Linked DNA regions of Homo sapiens: all the other regions are linked to region 6. Evidence: chromatin loops called from intact Hi-C (ENCODE). Cell type or tissue: MCF 10A. All regions are shown on one strand.

Evidence for each region. Peaks named below come from ENCODE experiments on the same cell type or tissue, not always from the same donor. Only the 100,000 strongest peaks of a DNase experiment are listed, where the experiment ranks them.
Region 1: it touches region 6 in a loop (17-fold over the local background); 47 of 110 quality-filtered maps call a loop at or near these places.
Region 2: a loop joins it to region 6, with 11 times the contacts of the local background. A loop is called at or near these places in 2 of 110 quality-filtered maps.
Region 3: a loop joins it to region 6, with 19 times the contacts of the local background. A loop is called at or near these places in 14 of 110 quality-filtered maps.
Region 4: it touches region 6 in a loop (7-fold over the local background); 16 of 110 quality-filtered maps call a loop at or near these places.
Region 5: a loop joins it to region 6, with 17 times the contacts of the local background. A loop is called at or near these places in 26 of 110 quality-filtered maps.
Region 7: it touches region 6 in a loop (24-fold over the local background); 20 of 110 quality-filtered maps call a loop at or near these places.

Annotation. Positions count from the first base shown.
Region 1 is chr4:106,500,660-106,504,659 of GRCh38, reverse strand. No RefSeq gene overlaps it. Among named protein-coding and RNA genes, the nearest start is that of LINC02173, 69 kb to the right of the region's middle. In MCF 10A, a CTCF peak has its summit at 2,383 (motif pointing right); a DNase peak (open chromatin) is centred at 2,389.
Region 2 is chr4:107,517,273-107,521,272 of GRCh38, reverse strand. No RefSeq gene overlaps it. Among named protein-coding and RNA genes, the nearest start is that of PAPSS1, 200 kb to the left of the region's middle. In MCF 10A, a CTCF peak has its summit at 2,033; a DNase peak (open chromatin) is centred at 2,022.
Region 3 is chr4:106,264,286-106,268,285 of GRCh38, reverse strand. All of the region lies in intron 3 of TBCK (TBC1 domain containing kinase), which reads left to right. Among named protein-coding and RNA genes, the nearest start is that of TBCK, 50 kb to the left of the region's middle. In MCF 10A, a CTCF peak has its summit at 1,905; no DNase peak of the experiment used is centred here.
Region 4 is chr4:107,181,765-107,185,764 of GRCh38, reverse strand. No RefSeq gene overlaps it. Among named protein-coding and RNA genes, the nearest start is that of DKK2, 150 kb to the right of the region's middle. RefSeq lists a silencer at 2,339-2,633. In MCF 10A, a CTCF peak has its summit at 2,379 (motif pointing right); a DNase peak (open chromatin) is centred at 2,414.
Region 5 is chr4:106,807,774-106,811,773 of GRCh38, reverse strand. The region is part of intron 5 of LOC105377356 (a long non-coding RNA gene); the gene reads right to left. Among named protein-coding and RNA genes, the nearest start is that of DKK2, 230 kb to the left of the region's middle. In MCF 10A, a CTCF peak has its summit at 2,471 (motif pointing right); a DNase peak (open chromatin) is centred at 2,493.
Region 6 is chr4:106,367,845-106,371,844 of GRCh38, reverse strand. GIMD1 (GIMAP family P-loop NTPase domain containing 1) reads left to right here and starts at 3,067. Exons shown (of 3, transcript NM_001195138.2): 1 at 3,067-3,135. RefSeq lists an enhancer at 2,286-2,335. In MCF 10A, a CTCF peak has its summit at 2,195 (motif pointing left); a DNase peak (open chromatin) is centred at 2,214.
Region 7 is chr4:106,897,238-106,901,237 of GRCh38, reverse strand. No RefSeq gene overlaps it. Among named protein-coding and RNA genes, the nearest start is that of DKK2, 140 kb to the left of the region's middle. In MCF 10A, a CTCF peak has its summit at 2,414 (motif pointing right); a DNase peak (open chromatin) is centred at 2,437.

The DNA.
Region 1 (4,000 bases), 130 kb before region 6:
AGTCTGTGCCAGGGGAACTCCATTTATAAAACCATCGGATCTCATGAGATGTATTCAACCACCACGAGAAGAGTATGAGGAAAACCACCTCCGTGATTCAATTATCTACACCTGACCCCGCCCTTGACATGTGGGGATTATTACAATTCGAGGTGAAATTTGAATGGGGACACAGGTCAAATCATATCAGTAAGAGCTTGGGTTTTGGAATCAGACAAATTTGGCTTTGAGTCTAGGCTCCACCATTCAGCAGCTATATGACTTTGGGCACTTTGTTTAACCTTTCTAATGTAGTATCATCTGCAATTTTGGAGGAAAAACTGGTATTTAAGTCATAGAAAAATTGTAGGAATGAGTAAGATCATGCATATAAAGCACTTGAGCACAGTGTCTGTAGTATTTAATAAACAGTAGTCTAAGATAAGTAATATCTATTCTACTTAAGCACTATGCACCCTCCAAATCCCATACTTAAAGCATTTCATAACTTAAAAAGTAAAAATTGAAGGGGGGAAGACCAAGTTAAATCCCATTCTTTTCATAAGCCATTCCCGGCCACATTGAGCCTGAGGTAACACACCTGTTTCCTGCCTTTCATTGGCCTAGCCTCTGCTATTTGGCATTATCATTCATCCTCATCTGAATAGGTCAGACCTCTGCAGAAAAATGTCAGCTACCTAAGTCCAGAATACTATTTTGCCTCTTTGTGGCTCAATACAGGAAGATGTCATCACTGTTGGTCTGTTACATCTCAAAGCGATATCTTCTTTCTCTAGTGTTTCTATGCTGATCTGGCTGCTGGCATTGCTTCCAACTCAGCTCATCCTCCTTAGACTTTCTAACTGGGTTTTATAGACTTTCTCATCTTCCTTGGCCTGTACATCATCTTTACACATCTTCTAAATTTAATGTTAAGAACACTTGGGTTTAAAAAAAGAAAGATTGTGGTGGAAGAAAATGTAGCTTTGAGTGGAGGATACAGTATTTCAAACACTAAGTGGATAAATAAAGTTAAAACCTTTGTTTAAATTTATTTTCCATTGTATTTATTTAGTTACAAATCCTTTGCTGAAGGAGTTTTAAACACAAGCATATTTGAAACAAAGGCTTTTTAAACATATGTGCAGGCATTATCCAAATCTATGCAATAAGCCCTAGCCCCAGAATCAGCCAATTTCTCTAAGTTTGGCAGCTTTAGATACTGATTTTTATGACAGGGCCCAATGGAATAACAAACTTTGTTGTGTTTGACAGGTTTACCACTCAAGTCCCACGCAAATCAACCTCCACTGACACAAAGATTGAAAGAAACCCATTTTGACGACCACAGGAAATTCAAATGAAATTCAGGCAGAACAGCACCTCTGTACATTACTATAGGCAACCTGAAAGTACCATTTTTCATATGTCAAGCTTCATGCTGGCAATGGTTTCAGTTAGCCATATTTTATTGTGCTGTTGCCAAATCAAAAGTTATTACTTTTTAACTTGCTGGGTCCTTAACACACCACAGCTTCTAATAGGGAAATATTCAGCTGACCAGTATTTAGGGAATAGAGGCATAGAACATAAAATCATAAGTGTTGAACAGGGATAGTGTGAAATCTCAGCATCATTTTAAACCTAATTACACTTATGAGTTATAGATGGTTTCTAAACTGGTGAAAGCTTTATTTGTGGTATTTAGAGCTTGCTTAGGAGAAAAATAATATCTGATTAAAATTGAATTTGTAAAGCTCAACCTCAAAAGTTTATGCTATGGTAAACCACAGACCAAGGAAATTCACTGAAATTAAGACTCATCATGTTTTTCAGGGCAGAGCATAAGAGATATCCTAGTGGGGTATTGAGGGAGGGACATGCCACGCTGGTTGTACTATACCCATAACTTCTATTGCTAGGGAGACCTTTCTTCTGATTAGGATGAGTAAAACATCTGATCAATGGATTAGCACAATTATAAACTTGGGAGAGCCTGATAATAAAAGAGAAGTATAAAAAATAGGTTAATTCTAAAAAGAGTAGGAACTTTCTTTAGACCCTTAACAAACCAGTGGAATTAAGTTGTTTGGAGCAGGGCCTACTTCTCTCCCTGTTGAATCTTATCTTTGCTTCCAACACAAACCGGTGTTGCCTCTTCTGTAAATCTTTTCCTGACACTCCTCATGGTAGTGGATTCCACTATCTCTTGGCCCTCCCATTAGAGCCAAACTTCCCATATTCTTCTGAGTGAGGTCTGTTTCCCCTGTTTAATTCCCGACTTCCTAAGGGCAAAGAACGAGACCTGTTATCTTTAAATGCCCCAACACCGTACCTAGAAAGTAGCGGCAAGATGCCAGAATTGAACCGACTTCTCCCCTTATGGGTCTCTCCTTCGAAGTCCGCCAGATGGCAGCAGTGCCGCCTTCAACAGAAGTGGATTTTAGCGGTATCCTGGCCTCTGCTCATTAATAAAGGCACTGCTGCATTCCCTCTTCTTCCTCCAGGCCCGAGCCATCAACTCCTGGACATTAATTCACAGCAGTGTGTATGCCCACAATTTATGAGTCTTTCTGATTTGCAACTCTCTGTGTAATTTTCTGAAAAATGGAAGTGGAAATTTTGAAATGTAATAATCCCTATGTCCCCCCTTCCCAGTAATACACACATTTCTAAACACATGGCATAATTGCTATTAACATAATAGATCACACACATGTGATGAGTAAATCATGTTCTTGGTTGGGGAGAAATATTCTCCATTCTTCCTGTTTCCATCTGGGGAGACTTTGGCTAGAAAGAAACCCTCAGCCTTCCTTTCTACCCCTACTTACCTCTCCCTATGAGAGAAGAATCAATTGATTTGACTAGTGAATGTCACCGAGCAAGTTCACCTCAGCCTTTTCCTCTTTCTCTCTCTTTCCAGAGCCATCTAACCAAGGGGCCTTAGCCTTCGGGTCTGCCCCATGCCACGTGGTAACCATCCTGACCTGTGAGGGAGTCTGCAGCAATACAGTGGCTTACACCAAATAAGTACATGCATCTAATGGTGGTGAAATGTTAGGAAGGCAATTGTAGATGCAAATCTAAGTTGCACGCTTCATAGCAGATTTTGATTAGTTATAAAGCTGGCATTTTAATCTCCATCTAACTGATTCATTGTCTATCCTTATAAAGGAAAAGAAGGCATTTTTTGGGGGTCCCATAAAACCTCAACAAATGGTACTTAAAACCACCTTACATTTTAAATCTCAAGAAAAAGAAAAAAAAATACTTTCTTTTTTTTTCAAGTCTCAGTATTTTCTGTTGTTTGATGGTTAACATTTAAACTAATATGCTTTACAATCTCTTACTTTCAATCATTAACTGCTTCATCAAATGCTGATCTTAAATAACATTAAAAAATAAGCCCCCTAAATTATTTTCTTTTACTGCAAATAATTGCCATAAAAAATCAGTGGACATAAGTAGCTACAGCCTTTACAACAAAATAAATTTTTGTGAGCCTTATCCCACTGGTCCTCATGGAAATTTTTATTCCTTCCAAAAGTGGTTTGCCTTACTTTTCAACATTTGGTTAATGAATTGAAACAAAGTACACTAATTTACCTCACTTAATAAGATACTCAAAAGCATTTCTCTTTCTTGACTAACCAACTGTGATAGTTTCATATATGCTCTATTTCTTAATGAGGACTTGAGCAACTCATTATTTCAAAGCCCTAAAGTAGTCCTTAATATTTTTTAAATATACCTTGACATTTTTAGTTGCTAATCAATACAGCTGATTTTTCAGAAGAGCTAATGGGATGGGGCAATGATATATACATTTTATATTTTAAAGCCAAAAATTTTCTTTTTGGCCAGGCACGGTGGCTCATGCCTGTAATCCCAGCACTTCGGGAGGCTGAGGCAGGTGGATCAGCTGAGGTCAGGAGTTTGAGACCAGACTGGCCAACATTATGAAACCACGTCTCTCCTAAAAATACAAAAATTAGCCTGGTGCAGGGGTGCATGCCTA
Region 2 (4,000 bases), 1.1 Mb before region 6:
GAGGTTGACTTGGCCAAGATCACAAAATTAATCATGAAAAATCCCAGGTTTTCTGTCTTAGAAGAGTGGTCTCTCCTCTGTACTTTATAAGCCTAGTTGGATAACGGAGAGAAAAAGGAAAGCATTCTTGCTTTACATCCTGTTTCCCGTTTCCCTTTATGACAATCTATTTTTCCCCTTTGGCCTAAATTTGTGACATGAAGGTGTGTGCTTCTTCCTTTGAGAGGGAGCCAGGCATATCCCTCAGCTCTTCTCTTTTCCTCTAATCTTTCCCTTAGGCTACCTTTCTCTTGCTATGTCCCAAATTCATGTCTCTGCTCATAAGAAAAACATTACACACACTATCGTCTTTGTTAAACTCTGAAGTATATAATAATACCAGTACAGAAAGACAGAAATCATGTCCTTGTCATATGGATGGCATGTGTACTTTCATTGTCCATTATTAAAAATAAAGTTGCTTAAGCTTTTATTTGTATGTGTGTAGTAAATAAGACAACTTGACCCTTGGAGAAAACAGAAATGTAGATTCAGTGAAGAGTCAATATCGTGAATATACTTCCTTTCTTATTGAGGTAAAGCAGTAAAAGCATCTAACAAGGACCATATGTATGGACCAGAGCGCACAGACATGTAAATACATATGTGGCCTCTGCAAGAGGTACCGTAGGTAAAGGTCACAGAAAAGAAAGCAGCTTCACTGACATCAAGGAAATAGCAACTATTTACCGACGGCCAGGCATTTCAAATAATAGCATGGACTCCAGAACGACTTCAAAGGGAACTGGTCAGGAAATAGACAAGTAATGAATTTGAATACTTCTGAGATTCCGGAAATTTAAAAGCAGGGTCTTCAAATATATGCATTAAGGTAGATCATGAGCAATTATTTCATTTCTGGAAATTGCTCAAAGCCTTTTGTAGAAACAGACAACTAAGTCCATTTTCTGCCTTTGAATAATGCTACATACTATTAGAAACTTGGGGCAAATTTAAAGAAATTAATCCCGAAATCATGAAAAAAATGTATATCATGCTTAAAATATACATTCATTTTCTTTTCAAAGGTAGCATTTTTTTTTTTTTTTTTTTGAGACGGAGTCTAGCACTGTCATCCAGGCTGGAGTGCAATGGTGCGATCTCGGCTCACTGCAACCTCCAACCTCCAATCTCCTGGGTTCACACAATTCTCCTGTCTCAGCCTCCAGAGTAGCTGGGATTACAGGCACACACCACCACACCTGGCTAATTTTTTGTATTTTTAGTAGAGATGGGGTTTCACTATGTTGGCCAGACTGGTCTCTAACTCCTGACCACGTGATCTGCCTGCCTCGGCCTCCCAAAGTGCTGGGATTACATGAGCCACCATGCCTGGCCTAAAGGTAGCATTCTACAAATTACTTTCTGTAAGGTAAATGAAAAATGATTCTTGAAATGTTTTTAAACTGACTATATCATTTTAACTTTCAGAAGTGCATCTGATATTTTTGGTTTGTGTACGCTCTACTTCAGGAGGAATCTATAGGCTGGGAGCAGTCATTAATTTCAATGACTATATTGATTTTTTGATATATGTCATTAAATAATATAAAAACTAAGTAAAAAATGTTGTGGTGGGTACACAGCAAATAGATCTTCATTTTGCCATTCTTGATTTTTAGGGATCTTAGGGTCTTATATTTCTCATAAGTAAATCAAATTATTAAGACCTTTAAAGTATAATTATTCAAAGTAGTAAAAACAAAATAATTAGATTGTGGTTATGTCATTTTTTGGTCTTGGCATTTGGAAAAATCATTCCCAGGACTACTTATTTTTAAAAGAACACAAATGTTTCTATTCCAAATCCAAAAATATGGGCATAAGTCTTTCAGAAAATAAATCACTCAACTAGCACAATTTATAACCCAATATTTGGGAGTGGACTTCTGGTATAAAATTATATAAACTCTAGCTACCACTACTTTACAATTGTGCAAAACTGGATTTACTTTCCTTTAGGTACATCCTTGCCCAAAAAACCTCCCACAGGGAGGCAGTGTGGTCTAGAGAATGAAATACCCGTTTGTACTTTGAGTTTTGCCACTGTCTTCTGTATGATTACCTTCAAAATTTGTGTTATTTTAAAAAGTCTCCTTTAGTCATTCTCACCAAAAAGGCACCCTTTGCTTACATGTAAAACTCATCTATTTTGGTTAATCAGGTTAGTCTTTTAATTAAAGATATGCTTGCAGAAGAGATGAGGAAAAATTTTTTATCCATGCATTAACCAGTGCCTGGCAAAGCTTCAATAAGGAACACAGCATGTACTTGCATCCCAGGTGATACTTTGCCCCAAGCACCTTGTTACTTCTCAAATGTGTCATGGTTCCTTACATAACAGGCTTGTTAGAGATAGGTAAAGGAATTTTGGGCACTATTATTTGTTCGAACATATTCTTCTAAGCCTATTGAGTTGCAGACACTGTGCTAGATGCCAAGGACAAAGGGGTGGAAGACGGAGTCTGATTCAAGGAGTTCACAAAGTAAAAGGCCAGAAAAGACAACCTTGAGGAGAAGAACACAGCATATTAGGTCTACACTGGCACTGAGAAGGGGCTCTTGAAAAGGTGAGGAGAGGACAGAGTTTTCTGGAGCCATAAAACAAGCATACGTAATTACAGTTAGATAGGAATAAATGTCAAGAGATCTACTCTACAGCAAGGTGACTATAGTTAATGATGATCTTTTATACTCTTGAAAAATATAAAAAGAGTGGATTTTCTGTGCTTTCACCACAAAAATGATAACTATGTGAGGTAATACGTTTGTTAATGAGCTAGTTAACCATTCCACAGTGTATATATACTCCAAAATATCATGTTGTACATGATAAAAAATGTACAACATTATCTGTCAATTTAAAACAATTAAACTGTGCATGCAAAAGACACACAGAGCACTGTTTTCTGGGTGCTGCACACTTGGGAAATGTGTGTGGGTTAGTACTGATGCTGTGACAGGTGTTGACAGGGAACTGGCAGGAAATTAGTTTAAACCTTTTGCAAGGATAATAGTCATCAAAAGATTTTAAGCAAGAGCAGGGTATGATTATATTTGAGTTTTTGAATAGCTCTGCCTGCTGAAACCAAGCTAAGAGGAGGGGAGAGAGCTGAGAGGTTACTACATAAATCCATGTGAAAACTAGTAACAGCCACAACTATGGTACTGGAAGTAAGGATATAGAAAAAGGATATATTCACAAATACTTTTGAGGCAGAATCTCAAATGTCTCATAACTAGTTGAGTATGTGGTCAAGTAAGAGTGAGGAGTACAGGGTGATTCTTCAGATTCTGGTGTCAGTGGTGGGGTGGCATTATGCCATCCAAGGCATAAAGTAGGTATCTGTAAAAGGAGGCATTATGTGTGGTTGATAAATGATGGTGAACTAAGTCTGAGGTGTTTGGAGCTCTAGAAATGCTCAATGAGGCCAGGCACGGTGGCTCAAGCCTGTAATCCCAGCACTTTGGGAGGCTGAGGCGGGCGGATCACGAGGTCAGGAGATCAAGACCATCCTGGCTAACATGGTGAAACCCCGTCTCTACTAAAAATACAAAAAATTAGCCAGGCATGGTGGCAGGTGCCTGTAGTCCCAGCTACTCGGGAGGCGGAGGCAGGAGAATGGCATGAACCTGGGAGGTGGAGCTTGCAGTGAGCTGAGATTGCGTCACTGCACTCCAGCCTGGGCGACAGAGTGAGACTCTGTCTCAAAAAAAAAACAAAAAACAAATAACAAAACAGAAATGCTCAATGAATGTTCACTCTTTTCTCCTGTTTCCTGACCCCCCGCCCTAGAATATTTGTAGTTGTCTAGTAGGCATTAAATATGTGATTCTGGAAATAGGTCTGTAATTAGTCAACATTTAGATGATTGTTTCAGCTACTAGATGGATACAATTTCCAATGGAAATGTATGTATAATTTAAAAAGAGGACACAAAGGAGTTAACTCTGGAGCAAG
Region 3 (4,000 bases), 100 kb after region 6:
CTGTCGGAAATCAAGAAAGGGAGTTCAATTCTACCACAAGGGAGAGCCATTGAATGAGAACCCATTAAGGATCTTTGCAAAAAATTATTGAAATGGCAAACCATATCTGTCAGAATAAAGAATGATGTCAAAAAGGGGCCACTTGGCTGGGGTAACAGAGGAGGCTTAGAGAACAGGGACCCCAAGGTCTTGATGAGCTTAAAGAGTGGGTCCTCAGGAATGAGGAACAGAGAAGTATAGGAGGTAGTAGTTAAAAATTTGGATGTTTTAAGTAAATATAGGTTGTGCAGTGTCTCATTGTGACAGACTATCTGTATTTGGGAGTATTGGCTGGGGTTAGATGAAAACCTGTGGCTGTGAACATACGAAGTCTTCCATTCTGCTTAAGAATTAAATCCATGATCTTGGCCTCAGTATGTTTTAACCAACAACTAGAGATGATTTATGGACGATTTAATCATGAAGACAGTAAATTGCCTTTGAAATATATCTGGAAAGGGATAAAAAAATATACTTGGGATTATACCAACCTAATAGATTTGAAAATTTATTGAGCCATGTTGAAAATCCAAATACAACCAAGTTGACTCATACCTAGAAACTATCAACATCTTTTTTGGTGATGGTGGTGGTGGTGATAGTGTTTTTCTCTTTTAGATTTTAAGCTTACTTTCCCAAGATTTATGACTTTTGTAGGTCTCTTTTGGTCTCACCAATGTTATAAGTAAATTTTTATGTTTTATTTTTCTTTGAAGACAAAGGAAAATGATGAATAATTCTTATCTGCTTAGTTAATTGCTTATATTATAATTATCAGTTTGTAAATCTGTCCTTCTAAGTATACTATAGGCTTGTTTGTAGTGCAGATCAATTCTTCTTCTTGGTAATTGTGGGCCCAAAAATTCAGTAACAAACAAATAGCCACTCAATTGATATGTTTTAATATAAGTAAAAATGTCCTCAAATGTAATCTTGCTTTATTGGGAGTTATCAATTATATTATTTTGAAAGCTACCTTTTGGTCTTATCTGTATTTATAATCACTAGGGATTCTTATGTTCAGTTGTTCAGGACAATGATGACAAAGTAAACGCTAGCCACCCAGGCCCTGAAGTAACAATAATTACTGAAAAATGTCAAAAGGAGTAGAATATTTTTTGATTTAAAGTATAATTTTACATTTTCTTGGTTACTGACGGGTTTGTCTATTTAACAAGATTCTCACTTGGGAATTGTGTAGGATAAAGTCCCATTGTCCCCTGTCAGTATCTTTTTTATATAACTGTGTGAATCTAATTCTCTTAATCCTAAATCTTCTTTTAGTGTCCATGTTCAATTAAACTGTAACATGTTAACTACTACTAGACATATGATAGTTTTACTTTGCTGTTGCATTAGCTACTTAAAAAATTTCATGACCCAAGTTATTGGTAGTATTAAAGAATATAACTTAAAAAGCTAGTAAGTACATAAAATTCTGCAAATACTGATTTGTTCTTCTCATGGTATAAAATAGCATTTTTTGTTCCTCTTTATACCTTACATTTTAAAACAAATTAAAAAATCAAATTCTGAGAATATGAAAGGACAGAAAAGCAAATCAGATTGTAATTGACATGTACTCTCAAGTAATAGCTAAGAAACGGTATGTCATTTATGTTTGAATTTTTAAAAATTATTTTGGTATGCATGTTCATCAGCTCATTTTTAACATGAATGTGCTTTTTGACATGCAAGTCTAATGTCTAATAGCTCACAATTAGCAAAAGCACAGTATAGAGAGTAGAAAATGCAGTCTATGTGTTCAGTAGTTTCAGAACTTGTTCAATGGGAAAATCACTTTAAAGGTTTGGCTTTAATTTCATGAGAAAGACATCTATATTGAAGTAGTATGCAGCTGAGGTCCTCTAGTGTCATAGCTGAATATGGCATCAGTTTTTTGTGAGTTGTGTGAGAAACAGACAAGAACAAGAGAAGCTACTCTAAAATTGACTTGTAGAGCCAAATGAGTTCATAAAACTAGGTTTACATTTTGCTAATCTCAGGGAATGTTTCTCTTTTTTTTTAAGGGGAAGACTTTGTTTTCTTTCATGTGCACATATTTATCAATGTAATTGTGCTTTTACATAAAATCTTTGCCTCTATAACTATTGATAAGTTACAAATAATTTTTTTTAAGTTTGGAATATTGCCATTTATACAGTTAGTTTATTTTTTGAAGATGTTTATGAAAACTCTGTTTATCCCAAATTATGCTTGTTTCACACATTCCCTATTTGTTTAAGACTCAGTGATATGGCACTTTAATATGGGAGAAATTATTTGATAAAAAGGAATATTTTACAGTCAATTTAAATAGCATTCTTTATAAATAGTAACCCTCATTGCTTCTTTTTTACACACATTATGGGGAATATCAGCTTATTCCTTTACTTCAAAATATGACAACCAGGGATCGGATTACCAGAGGTAATATTTGAGGTAAAAAAATAGTTCGAGAAAAACAGAGCCTGGAGATGGGGTGGAGAGGGAGTACTCACCATAGAGGAAATGAAGATAATACTCTTTTCCCAGAATTAAAAGACTTCTAACTATTCTCAGAGATACTCAAAGGAATGATGTATCCATAACCAAAGAACAGTATCTATCGACAAGGAACAACTAGAGGACATAATAGAAATGCTGGAAATTAATGGTTTGGATTTCTCTCACTCTCTCTCTGTCTCTTTCCCTCTTGCTCTCTCTCTCTCTCTTTGGATCTCTGGATCTCTCTCTCTCCTGGAATTAAGTTATATAATAGATAGGACTAAAGATTATGCTCTTAAAACAGAAAGTTAATACAACGGGATGACTGTAGTCAATAATAATTGTACATCTTAAAATAACTGAAAGTACAATTGAATTCTTTATAACACAAAGGATAAATACTTCGGGGGGACACCCCATTTTACATGGTGTGATTATTACTCATTTTGTGCCTGTATCAAAACTCATGTACCTCATAGATATATATACCTGCTATATCCTCAAAAAAATTAAATTAAAAAAATAGTTCCAGTTATCATCTGTCTACTAAGAGTTCCAACTTAGAGAAAAAGAGAGAGAAAACAGTGAAAGATGTAGCAAATCAAATTTTCCTTGTGAATATTTCTGTGTTAATGGAACATGTGAGTCTTCAGATTGAAAGTACATGCTTAATGATGACTGGCACAAATATGCCCACATTAGACATATTGGGCTGAAATATTATAACTCTAGGGATAAAGTAAAAATAATCCTCAAAACTTCCCAGGGAAGAGTGACAGGATGTCTGCAACAAAGTTGGAAACAGACTGATACTAGCCTTCTCGCCATTAATAAAGAATGCTATAAGACAATGGAGTAATTCTTTCCAAGTTTAAAGGCAAGAATAAGATATTTTCAGATGCGCCGTGCATGAAAATATTCTACTCATGCTCTCTGTATGAAACAATTTCTCAAGATGTCTTATAGCTAAACAAAAAAGAAATTTAAAAATAGTATGAGATATAAAAATTATAGTAGCTGATGATAATCTTCATAAATAGAGTTATAAAATTATGGTATCCGTTAAATCTTGATGACTGAGACATTTTCTCTTGACAGCTAGGGTTTAAGTGGCCTAGGTTTCTATTTCTTTCTGTGCTTAGTTCTACAGTAAATATGTGTTAATCATTATTATCATATGGCAATGTGCCAATCACTTCCCATCTTTCTCAGAGTAAAAGCCCAAAGGTCTTAAAGTGGCCTAAAGGGCCTTACGTCTTCTGACTCATAGCTATCTCTCTGAGCTTATCTCCTGTCACTTTAATCTTTGCTCATTCTACTGCACGCACTGAATACACTTTTGTGAGCTGCTGACTTTATACCAGTTCAGGACTTGCTTGCTGTGGCCTCTGCCCGAATCATACATTTTCCAGAGACCTACCTGTCTTTTTTACTTCTTTTAGATTTCTACATAAGTGTCACCTCAGTGAGGACT
Region 4 (4,000 bases), 810 kb before region 6:
TTATTTTTTGTATTTTTAATCATAGTCATTCTGACTGGTGTGAGATGGTATCTCATTGCGGTTTGATATGAGTCTTTTCTCATGTTTTTTAAACTTCATGGAACATAATCTGTAATGGCATAGAAGAGTTCATCATACAACTATACACTATTGAATTTAACGGTTCCTCATGTTGAACATTTAGCTTCATCCAATTATTTTGGCATTTTAAATAATGTTGAAATGATTATCTTCATACATATTTGTTTGCAGGATAATGTTCTTAGGGGAGATTTCTAGAAGTGAAATGAGTGTCAAAACAAGGAAAATTCTCATAGTAAAAAATGTGAACATTTCATTCACAAAGTTTTTGTGCAGAAGTTGCTGTGTGGTTTTAGGCTCTCTTGCAAAGCCAAGTTTAACATCCTGCTTCATCCTGTGCTACTTTGAGTGATAGAATCACAAGTAAAACTCTCTTCCCAGTGGGAGCTAAACTTATCAAGTCTGATGGTTATTTGTCTAATATTATGTTAATAATACCTGTTTAAACCAACATTTGAGTCCATGTCCAATGGTAATTGATATTCACAGAGTAATACTGAAACATGGCAAAATCCGAATCAGTCATCAAAAATGAATAAATTATGTTCAGTAGGGTTTTTTATTATGCATTTATAATAGTGTGTGTTATATAGAGAGAGTTGTATTCACAATTTTCTATATCTTTAAAAATAAAAGTTCTTTTGTGTCTATATGGTAACCTTTTATTACTCATAATAAATTATCCCTGAATTTAGCCCCTAAATATATGTTTAACAACAGAGTTTATTACATAGTATAATGTATTTTATTCCTACATCATGAAGTAGAAGGGGAGTATTGGATGAGTCATACCTCTACTCTATGCCATTTTACTTTTCCCAAAATAAACTTTTATCAACTTTGTTTAAAACATTATTTATATTAAAGCCTGTCTGAATAGACATGGAGCCTGTCCGGTAGCCTTAAGGGATTAGCAAATTATAATTTAGCTGAAATATGACAATTTTAGCAGATCAGTGTTCCCCTCTGGAGGCTAAAAATATGCATCAAACTACACTAAGAAGAGGGATGTTTATTTGAAACTCATCCAAACAATCTGAAACCCCTACATGGAAATCTTGAAGAAAAGATTTTTCCACAGATTTCTACTCTCTTCTTTCTTACTTTTAGATGTTCTAGGAAAATAGTATTAAACAATCTATTCAGCTTTGCTGCCTGGAGTGAAAACAGAGAAGCAAATGTTGTTAATGAGGGAAAGAAAAAGAGAAGGGGAAATATCTACTAGAAGTAATTTGAATTTGGCTGATATTTATATGCAAAAGAAAAATGAAAGACAGAATATTGTACCTTAAATGAGATATATTTGGAATCATTTTGGAGGTATAAAATTGAACTTAACGTACAAGATGAAATAAAAGCATACCAAATTATCCAGTATCACCTTCATTCTTTATCCATTTGCATTAGGCAATGGTAAATGCGTATTTCATTCATTGAGCTTATCTCCAAGTGTAGCTAGAGGAGAAAAAGTTTCCTTTCAAATAATCTATTTTATATTCCAGATTTCTTTCAAAGTCCAAATTGAACAAAAGTTTAGTTCTTAAAGGTAGGTCATGTGGTCTGATGTGGGGTTTTGAATTTCGGTTTTCTGCTTTTTGATTTGGGACCTCAATCCCTCTCTTTATAAATGATAGAATTGGAATACATAATTTATCTTTAAGATCACTTCTACCCCCTTTTTTTAAGAAAATTAAAACCCATAAATTTATAGTCACTTGATGTATCTCTTCTGCTTTTTGTCTCCTTCCCCGTATTTTTAAATTTGCCATTGCTTGAGTGTTTGATTCTTCTACAGAGGTAGAAAAACAAATTAACTTGCATCCTCTCTGCTCTATTAATTTCTGATGTACTTGAGGGTGGATACTGTCTTTTGTTTTTTCTGTACTTTCCCAAAAGTCAATCATTTTTCTGCATAGAGGAGTTTCTAGCCCTGTTTTTAATTGACCAGTGTCTTTAGAAGCTCCTCATGGAATATTATAAAGGAGTAAACAGAGGCATATGTATGATCATTGAGTCTCCACTGCTTTTCATGTCTGTGTGGTGGGCTCATGAGGTCATACATCCAAATTCTAAATATTAGAAAGGCCAGAGTCTTTATTCTCAGTTTCTTAGAGTATTTCTATCAAACTCAACACATCACCCCTTTGGGATTTCCATCAGGAGGTAGGAGAAGTGCTCATGGTTTTTTTTTAAAGAGGTATAAATTTGATCTCATTTGACATTGCCAGCCTCCAAAACTGTATTCCGTAAGGAAGCCTCTACCTTGGTGTGGGTGTTTTCCCTGGGGTCACTGAAGGACAGAGCTGTGATTAATCATGCTTGCCACTAGAGGTCAGTGCTTACCATTCACAGAGTGAATCTAATACAACGGCCTTTGGACTCCTGAAGACCAGCGTTAAAAGAGTATTTGAAATTTCTTTGTGCTGTTAGTTGAGACTAATGGACTCTGGGTCATTATGGATTGTGTATTCTATGCAGGCTCTATTAGGAATAATTCAAAATGATAATTATATTTTCAAGTATTATTTAGTATTATTTCCATTCCTGGTTATATAGATCAACTGTTTCAGAAATTAACAAGTTTTTGCTCTATAGAATATCTCAGTGGTCTTTAGGTTTTCCCACTTTCTCCTTTTTCAAAATGTTATAATCGGCATCAATCAATAAGTAGGGTGAGTAAAGGTAGAGAATAAGGTGGTGGTATTTGAGGTACTTTGATAAGGTTCTTCTATTCTTACCTAACTTAAAACATTTCTTCACTTTTCTGGTACAGAGGCTTCTCATTCTATCATCAGGCATTAGTCCTCTTAAATCAAATCATTTAGCTATAGTTCTTTTTACTACAAATATTTATTATTTGCACATAATATGACAGGGACTGTGTTTTGATTTTAAGCTTCAATAATTCACTTATTTTAAATATTATCTGAATGAGGTCCTGCTGAGAAATGGATTCCAGTTTATATTTATTTGATAGAGCTCACTTGGCTGTTTAGTTGTACTTCAGTGAGCTGGCTTTCTAAGTTCAGCCTTGGTTCAGCCTTCACTATAGAGGTAAGGCTGTTAACATTTGTTGAACACCTACTGTATGTAAAGTATTTCTTGTATATAGTATCTCATTTAATGCTCACGGCAACCCCTGAAGTAGGAATTGCTTATTATCTCCATTTTACTGATGAGGAGACTCAGCTTCAGAGTTTAAATAACTTGCTCAAGATCACACACAGCTTATGAGGGAAAGGGCTAGGATTTGAATCTACGTCGGCTCTTCTCCAAAGCCCATGTTTTTTTCCCTAAGTGTTAGGTTGCCTTATGTGGTATTCATAGTAAAGTTGCTGCCCTCTTCCCTTCCCTCTTACCAACTCTCTTTCCCCTTCCAGACATCTTTGCATCAAATATGTTCAGGATTTCATGACTTATAATTTTTACTATTTTAACCTGCTATTCTAATGAGAAAGTGACCTGACTCCAATATATTTGTTAGTGTAGTTTAGTGTTAGTTACAGAAGATCTGGCATTGAGTTAGGGTGTTTGATCATTATAGTGCCTCTCCAAGTCTCCTTACTGTTAACTGAAACTCTGAAAGCTGAGGGCCCTTGTAGCATAGATTGGGTAGCTTAACCAACAGAAATTTATTTCTCACAGCTCTGGAGGCTGGAAAGTTTAAGATCAAGGTACCAGCAAGGTAGCTTTCATTCTGAGGTTTCTTCTTGCTGTGTGCTCACATGGTGAAGAGAGAAACAGAGGAAACAAACTATCTGGTGTCCCTTCTAATAGGGACAACTTCTAATAGGGACACCTTCTAATAGGGACACATAATTTCATCATGACAGTCTCTCCTTCATGACCTCATCTGAACTTTACCTCCCAAGGACCCGTTTCCAAATACCATCACATTGGAGGTAAGGGCTTCAGCATA
Region 5 (4,000 bases), 440 kb before region 6:
AAAGTTAAACATTTTAAGGTATGGTAAACTTGGGAGAAAGAGGAGTGGGCAAATTGCCGTTTTCTTTCAAGACTTTTGTACTGTTTGGTCTTTTTAAACATATATCTATGTATTAATTTAATATAATAAAGTACTCATTTTAATTTTGCTTCTATTTATCTATTACATGACTTGACTTATCATAGATAATTTTATTTCAGTTGCAAGATCTCCTCCTCGTAAAGTTTCATCCATAAAAATTATTTCCGACCAGAAAATATCAATAATTTCTATTTTTATTAATCACATTTAATATTAAGTACCCCACAGCATCTTTACTAGTTATTGAGCTCACATAAGAGATGAAAAATTGATTTATCATCATTAAATTTGTATTTATTTGATATGTGATTAATAATTAAAGATAAAATTAAACTGCCAGCCACAGTTCTAAGTCCTTTGTATACATTAAGTGCTATGCATATAGTTTACATACATCAATTCGCTTAATATATGAGGCATGCATATCATTTTGGAATAGATTTGGCTGCAAGTGAGAGAAAGCCTAAATAGCAGTGCCTTCAACAAGAGGGCAATTCATTCTCACATATAAGAAACGTGTGGGCCCGGTGTAGTGGTTCATGCCTGTAATCACAGAACTTTGGGAGGCTGAGGCAGTCAGATAGCTTGAGCTCAAGTGTTGAAGACTATCCTGGGCAACAGGGTGACACCCCGTCTCTACAAAAAATACAAAAATTAGCCAGGTGTGGTGGTGCGTGCCTGTAGTCCCAGCTACTTGGGAAGCTGAAAGGGGAGGATGGCTTGAGCCTGGGAGGAGGAGGTTGCAGTGATGAGAAATCACATCGCTGCCCTCCAGCCTGGGTAACAGGGCCAGAACATATTTCAAAAAAAGAAAAAAAAAAAAAAGAAAGAAAAAGGAAATGTCTGGGGTGGGCACAGTGGCTCATGCCTGTAATTCCAGCACTTTGGGAGGCTGAGGCTGGAGTATCACTTGAGGCCAGGAGTTCGAGACCAGCCTGGGGCAACATAGAGAGACCTGATCTCTACAAAAAAAAGAAAAAAAATTAGGCCAGCGTGATGGCATATGCCTGTAGTTCTAGCTACTCTACTCATGAGGCTGTCAGGAGGATCACTTGAGCCCATGAGGTGGAAGTTGCAGTAAGCTATGCTTGCGTCACTGCACTCCAGCCTGGGTGGCAGAGTAAGACTCTGCCTCAAAACAAACAAATAAAAAATAACAAAACAAAACAAAAAAACTAAAAAGACACATAATTACCATTATTAAATCAGCTGATTCTGTCATTTGAAACTGGACACTGTCTCTAAAAAAGAGAAGGAAGAAGAAGGAAGAAGAAGGAGGGGGAGGAGGAGGAGGAAGAAGAGGAGGAGGGAAAGGGAGAGGGGGAGGAGGAAGAGGAGGGGCAGGAAGAAGAAGAAGAAAGAGAAAAGAAGGAGGAGGAGGAAGAAGGGAAGGAAGAGGAGGAAGAAGGGAAGAAGGAGGAGGAGAAGGAGAGAAGAAAGAAGAAAGAAGGAGAAGAAGAGGAGGAAGAGAGTGAGGAGGAGGAGGAGGAGGAAGGGGAGGAAATGTGTCTGAAGATAACAGGGCAAGGGGCTGGTGAAAGGTTCTGCTTCAAAAAGCCTTCAAGAACCCAAGGTCCTCCCAGCTCTTCGCTCTGTCATGCCCAGAGTATGACCCTTATTTTTATGGTTTAAGATGAACACAGACAACCTATGGGCTACAGAATAGAAAAATGGATGAAGAAGAGAAGCAAAAGGTGAACTTCATCTTTTACTTGAGGAAGGCTAACCAAAACTGTCATAGGCCGGTCTAGTTCAGTTTCCTTTGGCTATGTTCAAACTACTCTTGGTAACTTTTTACAAAGAAATAGAACACTTTAGTTCTAAATGTTTCCAATATTTTAAATAATAGTGTACTGTTACTTAAATATATATATTTAATATACAATATATATTTAATGTATTATTATACATGTTAGTGCTCTGATATTTTATTTATTTCTATATTTCTAACTATCAGTAAGGGTTTTTATGGTTTTTAAAAATATTTTCAAAGGTCATTGAGCAATTGTAATCTCCCTTATTAATTATTAAGACAATCTTGCATGTTCCTACTTACATGGCTATTATGATATGTGAGTACTGATAATCAGAAATTGTGGTATACTGGAATATATATGTATATATGATTTGATATATCATGTGCAATGTGAAGATTGTCTTTACAAGAGTAAATAGGCAATGGCAAATGGCTTGTATAATTGTCTAAGGGTTCTGAAAAGAAAAAGGAGAAAAACTGAATAATGAGAAATGAAGATGTTCAGGACAGAGGCATGTAGTTATGGGAAAAAGAACAAAGTGTGATGATTTTGGTTTTGCAGTTTAATGCGCATTACAGATTATCCCCTACAGAAGTGAATGAAACCATCAAGTTAACAGAATGACTTGACCAGTAGATGTCAGCCAGACTCTATCCTTAGCCACCCTACTGCTCCTACAATGAGATCACGACCTGAGAGTAACCATACTGGCAGAGATGGATGAGTTTTATAGGCCAAAAAGCATGAGCTTTTAGGCCTATTGCATTTAGCTGGACTATTCAATGTCCAATATCTCATCAAGGCATTTAGTCATCCAACTATTTAATGTTCAACCTGCCAGCAAAATAATCCAGTGTTGATCTTCTACTATGGTAACATTCTCTGAGGAAATCGAAGCCACTTATTATTAGCTGTAGATGTTTTATAGATGACCTATATCCACAGAAAGTCCCTTTATTCTTAGTTTTTATAATGAATGGGTGTTAAATTTTGTCCAATGCTTTTTCTTCGTCTATTGTGATTGTATGTGTTTTCTTAGTCTGTGAATATGGTAAAATATATTGATTGGTTTTCAATTGTTAAACCATCCTTGCATCCCAGGAATAAACATCACTTGGTAATGATGCAACTTGTTAATATGTTTAAAATATTTGTGCCACCTATATTTGTGAAGAATATAGGTTTGTGGTTTTCTTTTCTTATGTTGTCTTTGGTTTTGGTGTCAGGATTATGTCAGTCACATTAAATAAGTTGAGAAGTGTTCTCTTTATCCTGCGAATAAGTTTTGTGGTATTTTTTTCTTTAAATGTTTACAAGAATTCAGCAATAATGTCATCTGGGCCTGGAATTTTCTTTGTGGGAAGGATTTCAGTTACAAACTTCTATAGTAGAGACGTATCGAGATTTTTTTTTTCCCTGGGGTCAATTTTGTTAGTCTTTCAAGAAATGTGTCCATTTTATCTAGGTGATCAATTCATTGACATAAAATTTTTTATAACATTATTTTATTACCCTCTTAATGTAGGATCTTAGTGCTGCCCCCTCTTTCCTTTCTAATATTGACAATTTATATCTTTTTTCCTTTTTCTTCATCAGTCTAGCTACAGGGTTAACAATTTTCTTGATAGTCTATCTGTAATATTCATCCATTTTCTGTGTAAGTTATTTCTGATTCTATATTCATTATTTTCTTTTTTCTGCTCACATTGATTTTAATTCTTTTTTAGCTTCTTAAATTGGAAGTTTTGGTAACTAATCATCTTTAATATATGCGGTTAGTTATAAATTTTCCTCTAAGTATTGATTTAACCATATTTCACACATTTTGCTAGACTTGATATATTGTGTTTCATTTTCAGCCAGTTCAAAATATTTTATACTTTCCATAGATTTTTTTTCTCTAATCCATGGTTTATGGAGCAAAATCTGGCTTAATTTTCTAATACATGGTGATTCTTAGATATCTTTCTGTTATTAATTTCTCACAATTCCCTTGTGGTCAGGGAACATGTTCTGTATGATTCAACTCTTTTCAATTTATTAAAACTTGTTAATGGCATAGCTTGGAGCACATTTGATCAATGTTCTACATGTACTTGAGAAAAAGAGTGATGCGCTGTTGTTGAGTGAAGTTTCTATTAATATCAGTTAGATCAGATTGG
Region 6 (4,000 bases):
TTATTAATGCCTCTCATCAAAATTGTGTGATTCCTCTCAGCAGTGATTGTTAAAGAAAAGGAGTAAATAGGGGGAGTATATGGGTAGATTGCAAAAAGAAATGTACCTGTTGTGTCAATCCCCAAAAAGAGACACTGTCTTATGGTCCCCAGGAAATTAAGATTTAAAAGTGGTTCTATTTTCTTCTATATTCTTTTCTGTATTTTTAAATGCTTTTTATAATGTATATATTTATAATCTGAATAATTATATGCCAAAATACTCAGAAGAAAAACAAACAAGCAAGCAAACAAGAAGAACAAAACCAAACAAAAACATCATGAACATTCCTGCATGGGGATGTGACTGGTAGTCTCACTAAAGACCAACCAACCAAGCTTAGGCTGAAGATTTATATTCCCATAAATATTTCTGTCCAGACATGGCCATTCTTCATTGGTTCAAGAACCTTCAAACTGCATTCAAATTAAGACCATCTGTCCACCAAATTTAAACTGCTGACCAGTGTCCTAAAACATCCAACAGTAAGATCTGATGCCTTATTCTAAAACTATCTCAGACTGAGTTAATCAAGTCAGCACCAACCATAACTGGCTTATCAGTGTTCCTCTCAACTTGGTTAAGTGTTATCCAAGGTTAAAGCCATTTGATCATCCTAACCACAAAATCTGGTCAATACTCTTAATGTCTTCTTTATTAAGAAAAGAAATATCTTCAGAGCAAAGGATTAACCATTCAAGCCAATGAAAATGGGAACTTGTCTAAAACTGTGAAAGTACATTTTAATCAAATTGCTATATCAAGAGCTACTTGCAATAAAACTCATTTGAGTAGAGACACAATTTTCCTGAGTATACAGACATGTAAATTATAAATTATATATACACTTGTATATACAAACACGCATAAATATATGCATGTGAATATATATGTATGCCCATATGTTTGTATGTATGTGTGTGTACATATATAAAATTTGAAATACAATAGTTGCTTGTCAGCTAGAGTCACCTTTACACCAAAATATCTCATTTCATCAACTGTGGAAAGTCTAAATGTCCTCCTAATGATTTCTGTAAGTTCCTGGGGACTAGTGTCCTTCTAGCTTTAACTTCCTGCCTCTTCTAAATTACTTTAATTCAGATGTCATCCCACAATCTCCAACTTTTGTGGTGCCTGTCCTGTGCTAACACAGGAGTATAACTTAGACTTTTCCATTAATTTTCATCAAAATAAAATAAAATACAAAGCAAAACCAAAAACAAAACAAAAATAAAAAGCCACCTTCATGTAAGAAAACTGTAAATGTGGCTGACTTTAAAATAGTTCCTTAGCCCTTTACATTTACAAAACTGAGAGATCTAGCTTTCTGCCCTACTATAATGTCATAGTTCTTCATTCTCTCCTTGTCTGTTCCTTCCTTCCCTCCCTGCATCTCTCTCTCACTTCCTCATTTTATGTCTCTCACTCCCTCTCTCCTTTTATACCCTGATCTTCTCTACTCTTTTCTTGGCTTTTTCCCTTCGCCAGCAGATTGGCTGTTACAATACTTTCTGTGAGTTTAGCTATTGTTCTCAGGATCCCGTTTTCTACCTCAAGTAGCTAAATTAAACAATTTTCTCAGACAGTATCCTTCCTAAGAGAAATTTGGCAGCCAGCTGTTAAAAGATAATACATTTTTTATCCCTACTACATCATATTTAGCCAAGTCGGTGAAAATGTAATTTTTCAGATTGTTCTTTCACCTTGATTCAAAAAAATCAATCTTTCAACATCATCTAATAATAAATTATTCTGCTATAAGACCTCTAAATTGACTCAAATCTAAAACCTGCGTTAGACTTATGAAAAATTATCAAAAAAATTTCAATTTTACTGGAACTTATAATCATGCTCGTGAATTCTGAACTTTATTTTTTAACAGTCAGCTGTTGCATTCAGCAAATGATTTAAACTGTAACTTTGAAGTCGGGCAGGGGGGTGGTTGAAAAACTAAGAGCTTATGCTTGCTGTGTTCTATAAGGAACATAGGAAAGAAAGTTTGGCTTTGTTCTTCTTCAAAAAATCCCCAACACAATTAATATGTGTTTATGTAGATGGTTGAAGAATGTCCGTTTACAGTTTAAGGAAGAAAAATTAAAATAAATCCTGGCTCAAAAATCACTTCTTAGGAAACAGGCTGCTACTGCCACCTGGGGGAGATTCTTTCCACTTCATTCAAGAAGCCCAATGTGTTTATCAGATGAAGGAAGGCAGTTCATGCCTTCCTTGTCACAGCTACACAGGAAGAAGACTTTTTAACTCTCTGCCCGTGAAGTCATAAGGCACTCCAGATGTCTCCAAGTTTCTTTCACCCAGAAATACATATTTCATCGACTTTTTGAGAAATACAAGAGAAGATGAATCAGACTATAACCATACTACTAAAAGCACCAAGAAAGTATTTTGGATCAGTATGGGTAATACACTAAGAAGTAGAAAAAATAAAATTTGAGTTTTCAGTAAGAAAATAAAACTCAAGTTTTTAAGAAAAAATGTATTTGACTTCAAGTTATAGTTAATTTTACTCCTTTCCTTAAATATACTATCATTAATTGATATGAAAGCTACATGTGCTGATATAATCATTCCAGTGGTTTCATAAATTAGGATAAAATAATACTTTTTATTATATGAATATAGCAAAAAGAATTATCTTTAAAAATTTGAAAAGTATTATGAACTAAATACTGATGTGAAGTCATGATCTAATTGTAGATCATGAAAAAATTGTAATCATTGCTAAAGAATGTCTAATTTCTGTTTAATACCCATATTGCATTTCCTTATGCTATAAATAAGTTGTTACTTATAAGAAATGCACAAAATAAAAAAATACTAAAAATAGAATATTTCTGTACCTATTAAAATTACAAGTCTGTCAAGTGTCATAAAAAAGTCAGTGCTGATTAGGGGAAGACAACTAATCATTTATAAAGAGGCTGTCTGGCAATAAATTAACTAAATAAAATACATACGGTGTCAGTCCCAGAGTGGTACAATAACGCTATCAGAAGGTGAAAGTTCATATGAAAGAACAACTGTGCCAGGGCGAGAGACGTCTTTGTGGAGAAAGCATTTTCAAGACTGGAAAAGGTAAGCGAAATATAGCAAATGGATTGGGATTGAATAATTAATTTTCTAAAAACATTACACCCTGATTTAGGAGTAAAAAGAAATTGACTGCATCTCACTGCAGTTGACACCACTGAATGAGCTGGGAGAGCTGGTGTGAACTGGAGGGACCCGCAAAATGAGTGTCTTTTTATGGAGGTATGAAGCTCCTTCAAGGTGTTCACGTTAGCGTGTGGGTATAATGGAGTGAGGGGCATTAAAGGACAAGAAGGACCTGCGGTACTTAAAACTGTGTAATAAAGTTACAAGATCTAGGCAAAAATAATAAATATGCAATATTAAAATGTCTTTATTTCTGAATTGGTAGCGTGGGCAGTTTTAGCAATTGGCAAGTAACTCTGCTTATAAATCTAGTGAAAATGATTAATGACCTTAAAATGCTATGGGGGATCATGCAGTGTACAAAGGATCGGCCACTGTACAGGTATTGTACATGGAATAGATTCTCCCAAGATTCTCCCCCCTTCTAACTGAGCTGCCCAATATGTTAGGCTTTACTTTCTTTATTAAAGAGCCAACACTTACACTAATGGAACATAGAGATGATTTATTAATTATTTTATAACAGAAATTACAAGTAGTTTGTATTTTCACCAATGTTCCCTGGTTGTAAAAAAAAAAATTTGGTAAGCAGAAACAGAAGTCTTCTTTAACATTATTCATATTTCATAGGAAAGAAGCATTCAGGAAATCAGGAAGGATGATTTTTTGCAGATACCACTTGTGTATTCAGGCAGTGGGTCGGGAAGTGGGAAGATGGGGGATGTTGTTAGAAAGCAAGAAGGGTTGTTTCTTCTACTGTTCTATTCTTACTTCTCCAATAGTG
Region 7 (4,000 bases), 530 kb before region 6:
CTTTGGTTCTGTTTATATGCTGGATTATGTTTATTGATTTGTGTATGTTGAACCAGCCTTGCATCCCAGGGATGAAGCCCACTTGATCATGGTGGATAAGCTTTTTGATCTGCTGCTGGATTTGGTTTCCCAGTATTTTATTGAGGATTTTTGCATTGATGTTCGTCAGGGATATTGGTCTAAAATTCTCTTTTTTTGTTGTGTCTCTGCCAGGCTTTGGTATCAGGATGACGCTGGCCTCATACAATGAGTTAGGGAGGATTCCCTCTTTTTCTGGAATAGTTTCAGAAGGAATGGTACCAGCTCCTCCTTGTACCTCTGGTAGAATTCGGCTGTGAATCCTTCTGGTCCTGGACTTTTTTTGGTTGGTAAGCTATTAATTATTGCCTCAATTTCAGAGCCTGTTATTGGTCTATTCAGAGATTCAACTTCTTCCTGGTTTAGTCTTGGGAGGGTGTATGTGTCTAGGAATTTATCCATTTCTTCTAGATTTTCTAGATTATTTGCGTAGAGGTGTTTATAGTATTCTCTGATGGTAGTTTGGATTTCTGTCAGATCGGTGGTGATATCCCCTTTATCATTTTTTATTGCGTCTATTTGATTCTTCTCTCTTTTCTTCTTTATTAGTCTCGCTAGTGGTCTATCAATTTTGTTGATCTTTTCAAAAAACCAGCTCCTGGATTCATTGATTTTTTTGAAGGGTTTTTTGTGTCTCTATTTCCTTCAGTTCTGCTTTGATCTTAGTTATTTCTTGCCTTCTGCTAGCTTTTGAATGTGTTTGCTCTTGCTTCTCTAGTTCTTTTAATTGTGGTGTTAGGGTGTCAATTTTAAATCTTTCCTGCTTTCTCTTGCGGGCATTTAGTGCTATAAATCTCCCTCTCCACACTGCTTTGAATGTGTCCCAGAGATTCTGGTATGTTGTGTCTTTGTTCTCCTTGGTTTCAAAGAACATCTTTATGTCTGCCTTCATTTCGTTATGTACCCAGTAGTCATTCAGGAGTCTCAGACCACAGTGCAATCAGACTAGAACTCAGGATTAAGAACCTCACTCAAAACTGCTCAATTACATGGAATCTGCTTTTTTCTTAGTTAAGGACATTTTCTATCTGGCACAAATTCCGAGTCAGAGAAGAAGATTCTACAGAGGACAAGTATTTCCTCCTACAACAGATCATTAACAATCAGGGTAAGCAACAAGACTGGAGGCTTAGAACTGTCTATTTAATTATAATTGATTTTTTGTAGAACTGAAACAACTGTGTTGAGAAATGTCATTGACAGCGACAGTTCAGATAAAGTATGGGAAGGGGAGGGATGTTTGCCTTTTATACAAGGCAGACTCCAGAGAAGCTTACCATATAGATCTTAAAATTCTGATTAAAGACACAACAAAATGAAGCAACAAACTAATAAGTAACTTTTATGAAAATTGTATGCTTAATTCAAAGCCACCATTTTTAAGGAGTTAAATTCTAAAAGTTATTTCCAGGCTTTCTATTTCCTTTCATGTTAGTCAAGAAAAAAAAATTCAGTGTCAAACAACATTTAAAAATTTAAACTTTAAAATCACCTTTTCCCAGGAAAACAATTTCCATATTTGAACACTTCTCAATACCAGAAAACTGATTTAAGAAGAAAAGGCCAGGTGCGGTGACTCATGCATGCAATACCAGCACTTTGGGAAGGTGAAATAGAATGATCTCTCGAGTCCAGGATTTCAAGACCAGCCTGGGCAACATAGTGAGACCCTGTCTCTACACATTTTTTTTTTAAATAGCCAGGCCTGATGGTGCACGCTCGCTCATAGTCCTAGCTACTCAGGAGGCTGAGGTGGGACAATCACTTCAGCCAAGGAGTTCAATGTTACAATGAGCTATGATTGCATTACTGTACTGCAGCTTTGGTGACTGAAAATTTATCTCAAAAAAGGAAGAAAAAAGATAAGGAGCATAAAGCTTTAAACATATTGATGCATGTGAGTGAGATGAGAAGGATAAATTCAAATTACAAAGTCGGAATTAATGCAGGTATTATTATTAGTTTGGAAGGTGAAATTTCAAACCTTTATACTAAATCTAAGAAAAAAAGTCAACACTTCAAGAAGTCACCAAAGAAAGTGAAATACTACCTATATGAATGGGTATCTGAAAGAGAGAGAAACTAGACTAACTGCCATGAAATTAAATTCCATTGAAATAACATTGACATCTTATGGAAATATTTTAACATTTTCTGACCTAAAATGAAAAATGATTTTACTATATAATCCATGTAAGCTAGAATGCAAATTCTACTTAAATAGTTAGAATAAGTAACACTGATATTTTATGAGTTAATCATAACATAAAGTTTAACTTTAGAACTCAGAGAATTCAGACCTTACTCTTCATAGGATGCTAAATGTTCAACCAGCAGAGGGCGATGGTGTATGCTTACAGCTCAGCTCGGAACAGTGCAGAAGCAGTCAACTTGGTAAATAATCCATTGGAAAGAAAGAAAGTGTAGAGAAGTAAACATGCAAAGTACAACATGTTAGAAATTATTGCAAACATTTTCAAGATTTGATAATAGTGGGAGATAAGTCATTTCAAATCTTAAAGATTTGTCGAAATATTGGTACAAACAGCCTAGAAGGGAAGAAAATAAGCTTTTGAGATACTCTAGCTTCAAATGACAGATTCAGCTGAGTTAACATTAGTGGGAATTATATGACTTTTCACTTTGTAAAAAACTTTTAACTCCATTTCTAATTTTTAAACTTAACACTATTAAAATTATGTTGTTTTACCGTTGTATGCAACAATAAAAGTAGTGGTAACTAATATTTATTGAGTATTTTTAATTTAGTTCATTGATCTCAATAATTGTATTGCATGTGTACTATTATATTTCCTTTCTAAAGATGAAGAAACTGAGGTTAAGTAACTTTTGTACATCTCGATTACTGCTTCTCACAGGGTAAGCATATTTTAAATTATTTCCTCCACCATATTCTATTGTATGTTACTGTACTGCAAGGGCATAGATTGCCTCCAACGCGCCATTATGCAACCTGAATTGCAGTGAACACATTCAAATTTTTCTCCTGTCCATAACTATGAAATATGTGTTCATCTGTGTAATCATTTGGTTGAAAGGTATATCAATACTTAGTTTCACTAAGAACTGCCAATTTGTTTCCAGAATGGCTACACCAGGTTACACAGAGAATTCTTGTCTTCTCACATTCTCACTAATTAATATTTTCATGTGGATCTTTTAATTTTTCTCATTGCTAATAAGCTGTATCATTTCTCTAAATAAATTTGTTGCCCATTTGAGAATTTCCCAAGTGCCATTTCAAAATAATTAATTTTGATGTGGGAAAGTCTAGTTTTCACTTTAAGTTTTATTTTTGGGGGGGTCTTATTTAAGACTTCTCTGACCTTGGGTCACAAAGATATTGCTTTTCTTCTATTATCTTTTCATTTTACCTTTTGCATCTAGGTTTTAAACCACATAAACCCACTTTCATATGTAGCATAAAGTCGAAATTGAGCTATGCTTTTCCGCATATAGTGAAGAGTTTTCCCAACACAATTTTTTCCCAGTCATTTAGTAGTGACTATTCATCAACTAACTTCTTACATACTCTCAGTGGCATACTAACAGTATAGTTTTCTGTTTTTATGTTAGTTTCATAACATTTTTCATACTAAAGCTTTATTATATTCTACTTTTTGTTAAGGTGTACTAGCTTGTAATTTACAAATACTGAACTCGCCATTTTAAGGTACAGTTCTATGATTTTTGAGAAACACATACAGTTAATGTAACCACCACTTGGTACTGTATCTGTAATCAAGATACAGAAAAAATTCTATCCCCACTTAAAATTCCCTCATGGTCCTTTGTAGGTCACTTGGCTCCAACCCAGATTCTGGCAGTCATCATTTGTTTGTTGTCCCTTTAGATCTGCCTTTTCCAGGATGTCATACAAATGGAATTACATAGCATGTAG